Regions from separate parts of the Homo sapiens genome. Here region 1 is linked to region 2. The links are chromatin contacts, found by Hi-C or POLR2A ChIA-PET in ENCODE. All regions are on one chromosome and are shown on one strand. Each heading gives the region's core, a stretch centred on a gene start or an enhancer-like site at or near the end of the contact. The rest is flanking DNA. Distances are from core to core; before and after follow the strand shown. Region 1 holds the start of HCFC2 (host cell factor C2). Region 2 holds the start of CHST11 (carbohydrate sulfotransferase 11).

Region 1 (3,453 bases), core at 342-2,841, 390 kb after region 2:
TATCATATACTATCAGCAAATATATATCATCAATATCAGTGGGTCTCAACTGGGGATGATTCTGCCCCCCAGAAGACATTTGGTAATGTCTGGTGACATTTTTAGTTGTCACAACTGGAGGGGGCTGTTACTGGCATCTAGTAGGTAGAGGCAGGGATGCTGCCAAACATCTTACAATGTACAGGGCAATACAGGGCAGCTTCCCCCAACCTCAACAAAGAATTACCTGGCCCAAAAGGTCGAGAGTGCTGCTGTTGAAAAACCCTGATCTGTATCATTTAATTCTTACAAAACGCCCTGCTGGGTGAGTATAAAAATCTCTATTTTACAACTGAAAATTGTGAGGCTTAAAAAGGTTTGGTAACTTTAGCGCTGATCCTGGGCAACCGGCAGAGCAAGATTCAAATCAGGTCTAATTTGTTCCAAAGCCAGGGATTTTACACTAAGACCAAAGTGTCAGTAACTTTTTACCTTCATATGCTGGGGCGCTGGGAGGAGGAGAGGGTGAAAAAAATAAAACTTCTCAGACTCCACTATTTTGTTAACCTTCAAATTATTCCTGTGATTAAGTTGTTTGATCAAAGAAAAGTTATCGGTCATGAAGTAGACCCAAAATTCCATCACTGTCTTTACACCAAACAGATTTCTTGTGACAGCCTGAGCATTTACAAGGGGAAAAAAAAATTAAATCCAGTTTCCTTTCTATTCCACAGAGGTCCTCAAAGATAGGGGCTCCCTGCCCAGGGGCACTTGTGATCTGCAGTGGTGCTCAAGTTATGACAGTCCTCTTTCCGAGGGCCAGTCCAGAAGGGCGTCCACACCGAGTATGCAGACACAAGGCCGCCTCACCACGTCCCCGCCGCTTTAGAGCGCGGCTCACGGAGGGGCTCTTGACCGTTACCTGCCAAACACCGGGTTGTATTTGAGGCGAGAGTGCCAGAAGGCCTCTCGTTTTCCCTCCTCACCCCCTAGATGGTCTTCCTCCTAAGGAAGGAAGGCAGGCAAAGACGGGAAAGGCCCTAAGGAACTTTGGTTTGGAGTGGGTTTTGTTTTTTGACAGAGGCGAGATTTCGGGGAGTGGCCCAGGCGGTTGGACATGGTCTTCTGTCGCCTGCGTCCGCCTGTCGGGCTGGGGTGGGGGCGTCCGGGATCCCCCGCCTGAAGGCCGGTGCGCCCCGCTCGGGGTCCGTTGCGCCCCAAGGGCCCCGGAGATCCTGAGCTGCGGTCCGGGACAGAGCTGCCGGACCCGGGCTGCCCGGCTGAGCCGCGCTCCCCGCCGCCCGCCCAAGGAAGCAGTGACCGGGCGGTGACAGCTGTCAGGGCCGCGGCCGCCGCCTCGCCTCCCCTCCCCCTCCGCAGCTCCAGCAGGCGGGGCCGACGAGCCGCCGCCGCGCCTACCCGTGTTGTAGACGTGCAGCTCATCCGCGATGCCCTCATTTCCCCCTCCAAAGATGATCATCAGCTCCCGGATGGCCACCGCTCGGTGTCCGTGCCGGGCGCGGGGGACCGGCCCCGTGAAGGAAGAAACTCGCCTCCAGTTGAGGAGGCTGGGAGCCGCCATCTTCCCAACCCCCGCCCCTCTGCCCACAATGCACCGCTCCCGCCTCAACCGGCTGCTCCCTGGGGAGGGCGGGGACCCGCCTCCAGCTGTGCTGGGGTCACGTGGCCGCGGGCGCCGGCGGCCAGGCTGGAGGCCCGCGGGCAGTGGAGAGACGCTGGGGAAGGGGGGTCCTGACAGGGGAGCCCCGCCCCCACCCCAGGCGACTTGGCCAGCGGCCACCCGGAGCAACGCACCTTAGGGTGGAAGGACGCTTCCCACTGACCACGTCTCCCATCCCCACCCAGAGCCTCCCGTTCGGTATTTTGGGAAGAAGCCACAGCATCTTCCTTTACGTCCACTTTAATTGAGCATCTAGGATGTGTGGGCGAGGCAGTCTCACAAGCAACGTGAGAGAAGCTCGGGTAGAGGTTCGAAGAGCTGGGAGCGCAGGGCGGGGACCTCGCACGGGAGGGTGCGGGCGGGAGCCTGCCTCGCGAGCCCGGGCCACGGCGGCTGCTCCCGACCGTGACTGGGACCCGGGCAGGGAAGGTCGCTACAAAGCCTGCCGGGCGAACCGAAGGCAGCTTTGTGCGGAGCCATGCCAGGAAGCTTGGGAACCGTGAGCCACAAGAGGTATTTTTGGTTTGTTTGGCTTAAGCAGAGGAGAGATGGTTTTCTAGGTTTCTGTTTCATTGCTAGCTAACAAGTGAGGGCTGTCCACAGCCTGGCATGCCCTAAGTGCCTCATGTGTATTAACTCATGTAATCCATCCAGCAATCCAGTGTGGTGGCTCCTGTTATCTCCCTTTCATGGACGGGGAAATGAGGCACAGTGCAGTAAGGTAATTTTCTGATGGACACAAAGGAGAGGTGTTGAAAAAAAAGACTGGGGCCAGGATTCCAACACAGGGCTTCTGATTCCAGAACCCCCAAGCCCTTATATCATATACCATACTGCCTCTGATAGCAGTCATATCCAACCATTATACCATACTGCCTCTGGTAGCAGTCATACGCAACTCTTTATTTTTATTTATTTATTTTAGATAGGGTCTGGCTCTGTTGCCGGAATGCAGTGGCGCGATCAGAGCTCACTGCAAGCTCGAGCTCCTGGGCTCCAGTGATCCTCCTGCCTTGGCCTCCCAAAGTGCTGGAACTACAGGCATGAGCCACCGCACCCAGCCAATGCAACACTTAATAAGGCCTAGCTGCCCTGTGATTTGGTCCTACACATAATCACACAAGTCCATTAGGAATAAAACTGCACTGCATATGGGATTCATGCCAAATGAGTAGATTTTAGCCACTCTTGCCACAGAGACACAAAAAGGGTTGGTGGTAACTATATGAGATGATGGATATGTTAATATGCTTCACTATAGTAACCTTGTGACTGCCTGTTTCAGCTGTCCCCAACCTTTTTGGCACTAGGGACCGGTTTCATGGAAGACAATTTTTCCACGGACTTGGCAGGGGAGTGGGTGGTATGGACTTGGCAAGGGGATGGGGGCTATGGTTTTGGCATGAAACTGTTCCACCTCAGATCATCAGGCATAAGATTCTCATAGGGAGTACACAATTTAGATCCCTCCTATGGGCAGTTCACAGTAGGGTTCGAGCTCCTATGAGAATCTAATGCGCGGTTGATCTGACAGGAGGCAGAGCTCAGGAAGGTCATGGGGGTTCCGAACAGGCCGAGGACTGGTTGCTGGGGACTGGGGACCCCTGGTCTATATGATATCAACTTCATATTGTATATCTTAAATATCCACAATACAAGTTATTTTTTAAAATTTTAATTGAAAAAGGACTGGGCATGGTGACTCACACCTGTAATCCCAGCACTTTTGGAGGCTGAGACAGAAGGATCCACTGATCCCAGGAGTTTGAGACCAGCTCGGTCAAGATGGTGAG
Region 2 (3,588 bases), core at 472-2,971:
GTGGCCCGGCAGGGGGCTGCTAAGGGAGGGTAAAAGGGAGCAGGGGAGCCACGGCTTGGCGGGGAGACCCGCGTTACCCGGAAGGCTTCTCGGAACGTTCTACCTGTTGGGCTTCGCAGCCGAGCTGCTCACCCCCGGCCGCCGCGCTCGAGGGCGCCCCTCCCTCTCCAGAACCCAAACTTTCCCTCGCACCCCTAGGAAGCGACGAGCCTCGTCCCTCCCCCAGTCCAGATTTCGGACGTGGAACTTTGCCTGAGCCACAAGGGACCGGAGGAATGGGGTTCATTCCCACGCCGCCCGGGGGATTCCCGTTGCTCGGATCCCAGAAGTGGGGGATGCAAACGGACGGTCAGCCCAGGACCTGGCCAAAGTTTCCTCCAAAACTGCAGTGGTCAAGGCGTGACCCAGGAGCTCGGAGTTTCCAGCTCAGGGCTGGGGGCTGGAGCAGGCCCCGGGGCACCAGCCGCAAGGTCACTGCGGAGCCGGACCCCGGGGGCAAACGGCCGGCGCGTGGTGGAGGGGCAACGCTGGGCACCCGACCACTCTCCACACCTGCTCAGCTCTGCGCGGAGCCCGGGACACGTGGGAGCCCAGTCCCGGGCTCCCAGCCTGCTGCAGGGACTCGCAACCTCGCCGGGGCGTACACCCTTCGCCCCCGGCCCGGCAACCAGGAAGAGGCGGCTCGCCCGGGCGCAGAGCAGCCGGCTCCGGGTAACTCTTTCATCCTCCGACCTCGGCAGCAGCAGGGAGGGAGTTTCGTTCTCCTCAAACCAGCCCCTCACCCCCGGTTGCTTCCCACACCTCTCCGTTTCCCTGCTACCTCGCAGACAGACAGACAAGGGACACAAAGAAAAAAAGAAGAAGAAAAAAAAAAAAAAAAAAACTACCGCCCCTCCTGGTCCCATCCTCCAGCCCGGAGCCGGTAGGAAGAAGAGGGCGAAGCACACCTTCCCTTCTCCTCCCCATCCCGACGCGGTGACCCGGGTAGATCTGGGCAGCCAGGAGCTCTGGGCAGCCAGGAGCCCCGAAGAGGCCGAAGGCGGAGAGGTAGGGTTGGAAGAGGCAGAAATCAGGCGGAGCGAGCTAGAGCGCGAGAGAGAAGAAAATATCCAACAAAACCACGCTAACGCGCCCCCTACCTGGGTGCAACATACTTTGGAAATAGAAGATGACCAGGATAAAGGATCCCAAGCAAGTGGCCAGCACCATCCGGCAGATTCTGTTCATCCTCATCACTTCCAGCAGCGCTGGCTTCATGGCTTTGTCCTGGCTGCGGGGACCGGGGTGTCCGGGAAGCGCGCCCGGGGCGCAGGAGCAGGGACCCCGCCGCGCGGACCGGAGCCCGGGAGGCGCGGGGCAGAGCTGAGCAAGGCTCAGAGGGAGGATCGGAGTCGCTTCGCGGCCGCTCTCGGAGCCCCCAGCCCGGGCAGGGGTGTGGAAGGTGCCGGAGTTGGTCTGGAAGTGCTGAGATGCGTGGACCCGCTGGCTGCGCGCTCCTGCTCCTCCTCCTCGCCGCTCCGCCGCCTCCTCCGATCCCGCCGGCGGCCGCCGCTGCCTGGTCGCGGGCCGGGCGGCTGGGGTGCGAGCGGTGATGGTGGTGCCGCCGCCGCTGCCGCTGCGCTGGCCGCTGTGGCTGTCCGACGGGCCCTCTCCCTTCTCTCCAAAGGCTACTTCATTGCGCTCCAACGATCTATATATTCCGGGGCTGGGTTTTACCAAATGCAACTCGCGGCCCCCGGCGAGGGGAGGGCGCCTGCGGAGAGCCGGGAGGAGGGAGGGACCCTAGCGCCGGGGCGGAGCGTCGCGCTCCCCCCGCCCCTACCCGGGATATGGTCGCGTCCAGCTGTTGCCCGGGGAGTGCGGTGTGCGCGCCGCGCTCCCGCAGGGTCCCAAAAGCCCTCAGTCCCCGGCCGGGCTCGGCCGCCGTCTGGAGGTTGTGTCAGCGTTTCCATGACAAAACCCGGAGGAAAAAAAGACGAAGAAAATCGCCTCGGTGCTGCCACCCACCCCCGCCAGCGTTTGGAGAGGGAAGTGGCAAGCAGCGGGCTGGGTCTCGGAGGGAAGAATTAAGGGTTAGGGGGTTTCTGGTGGCTGGCAATTATTTAAAATCCCTGGGCGACGTAGCGGGGAAGTTGCCCCAAACCCCCAGGGAGCGAGTGCCCATTTTCCGACGCTCAGAACTGGGCGGTTTCGTTTTTCTTTCAAAGGACAGCCCAGCTTGGGAGTCGGGGTTAAAGAGGGCTGACTTAAAGTCAGGGTTAAGGAAACTGCACGACCCTCGGGTCAGGCGACAGCTGAGCTTTCCCGGGGACTTATACAGACAGAATCTCTGACACCCACCATCACCACCATTCCTCAAGGCAAAAGGGATCTGTGGGTTGCAAAACTCTGCTACCCCAAAGGGTAGAGCATCCTCCAAATTATTCAAAATTAACAGCAGTCTTAGCTGGGAGGGGGTGAGAAAATGCCCCTAGGAAGCCACCTCAACCAAGTCCAGAAAACTGCTGGAAAAGCCAAGCCAGCCATAGCACTGGCAGGTACATGGAAAGATGGTGCTGCTTTCTTGTATTGTGTAGAATGACTTCCAGTTTCCAATTCCATGCATTTAGGCTGTTTCACAATCAATAAAGTGGACACAGCCAATAGTGTAGGGATCACTCGTATGTCAGGGAAAAAAAAAATGTTAGTTAGACTAACCTTTGTGCCTTATCAAGTCATTACTAATTCAATTAAAAATGAAATAAGATACTGTGTCTTTCAATGCCTCTCACAAAATAGGCATTTGATAAATTCTTATTGAATCTGAATGTAATGGGCCTTATCCTCCCCTCGATAGACAGAGACACAACTTGCAGTTAGACACATGCAACAAAAACCACCTGGGCAACCTCAGTTCCCTTCCCCCAGAGTTCTCCTCCAGCAGTTGCATGGTGGGGAAAGTAACAAACTCAGCAGCCTTGCCTTTGATTACAGAAGACAATCAAAGCACAATATTTATGTAGCCGGTGTGCGCTGTATTAATTTGGACTTACCTGTGAATAAGTTGCTTGCTCAAGGAAGCCAGGCTGAACAAGCTTCAGACAGAGTCGTTCTCCAGTGATTCTTCTGCTCTGGTGATAGGAGATCAGGAATGGGAGTTGCACTGCACCCTCCCCACCTCCCCACCATCATCACTAAGAAAGGGGATTCCTTGCAGAGGGCATGGCTTAGATGGGCATTTGCACAAAGCCTTTGCCTGGAATATAAGTCTCTCATTTAACACTTGGCTTTACAGAGCCAGGGAGGGGAAGGGATTTACTCCCAGGTCACCCAAGTGACCTCTCACCTCATAGGCCAAAGACTTCAGTTACCTGCCCCAAAGCCTGGACATGCACAAGGCAGTTTGGGAAGTCACAGGGTCAAGGAAGAGATCAGAAGTCCAATTCCCTGTGAGTCACAGAGATCATGGAGTTGGCCCACATGGTGGGGGAGGATGGTGAATCATGCCCAACATCCATTCTTGCATTCCCACAATCAGGAACCTGCCCAAACACAGTGAGGATTAAGGCTGTGACACATAAGCTACCACCTCTCCCAAGAAGTCTTTGC

Evidence for each region. Hi-C counts contacts between places; a loop is a spot of excess contacts on that map. ChIA-PET counts read pairs that join two places held with the same protein, here RNA polymerase II (POLR2A). Pooled maps may share reads with other maps.
Region 1: a loop to region 2 is called in a map of naive thymus-derived CD4-positive, alpha-beta T cell, with 3 times the contacts of the local background. The contact joins the promoter of HCFC2 here to the promoter of CHST11 in region 2. A Hi-C loop is called at or near these places in 2 of 168 maps with a recorded cell type or tissue (Caco-2 and naive thymus-derived CD4-positive, alpha-beta T cell), 1 of 37 single-sample maps with no recorded cell type and 7 of 50 pooled maps. POLR2A ChIA-PET finds 5 or more read pairs at or near these places in 1 of 52 experiments (naive thymus-derived CD8-positive, alpha-beta T cell).

What each region holds. Positions count from the first base shown.
Region 1 is chr12:104,062,669-104,066,121 of GRCh38, reverse strand. It overlaps HCFC2 (host cell factor C2), which reads right to left and starts at 1,591. Exons shown (of 15, transcript NM_013320.3): 1 at 1,399-1,591. The coding sequence starts at 1,561. It also overlaps a transcript of GLT8D2 not described here. RefSeq lists silencers at 1,215-1,354, 1,575-1,744, 1,726-1,895, 1,905-2,064 and an enhancer at 3,388-3,453.
Region 2 is chr12:104,455,081-104,458,668 of GRCh38, reverse strand. CHST11 (carbohydrate sulfotransferase 11) reads right to left here and starts at 1,721. Exons shown (of 3, transcript NM_018413.6): 1 at 1,140-1,721. The coding sequence starts at 1,257. RefSeq lists silencers at 183-242, 403-542, 1,133-1,412, 1,453-1,622, 1,703-1,832 and enhancers at 933-982, 1,903-1,982, 2,003-2,052.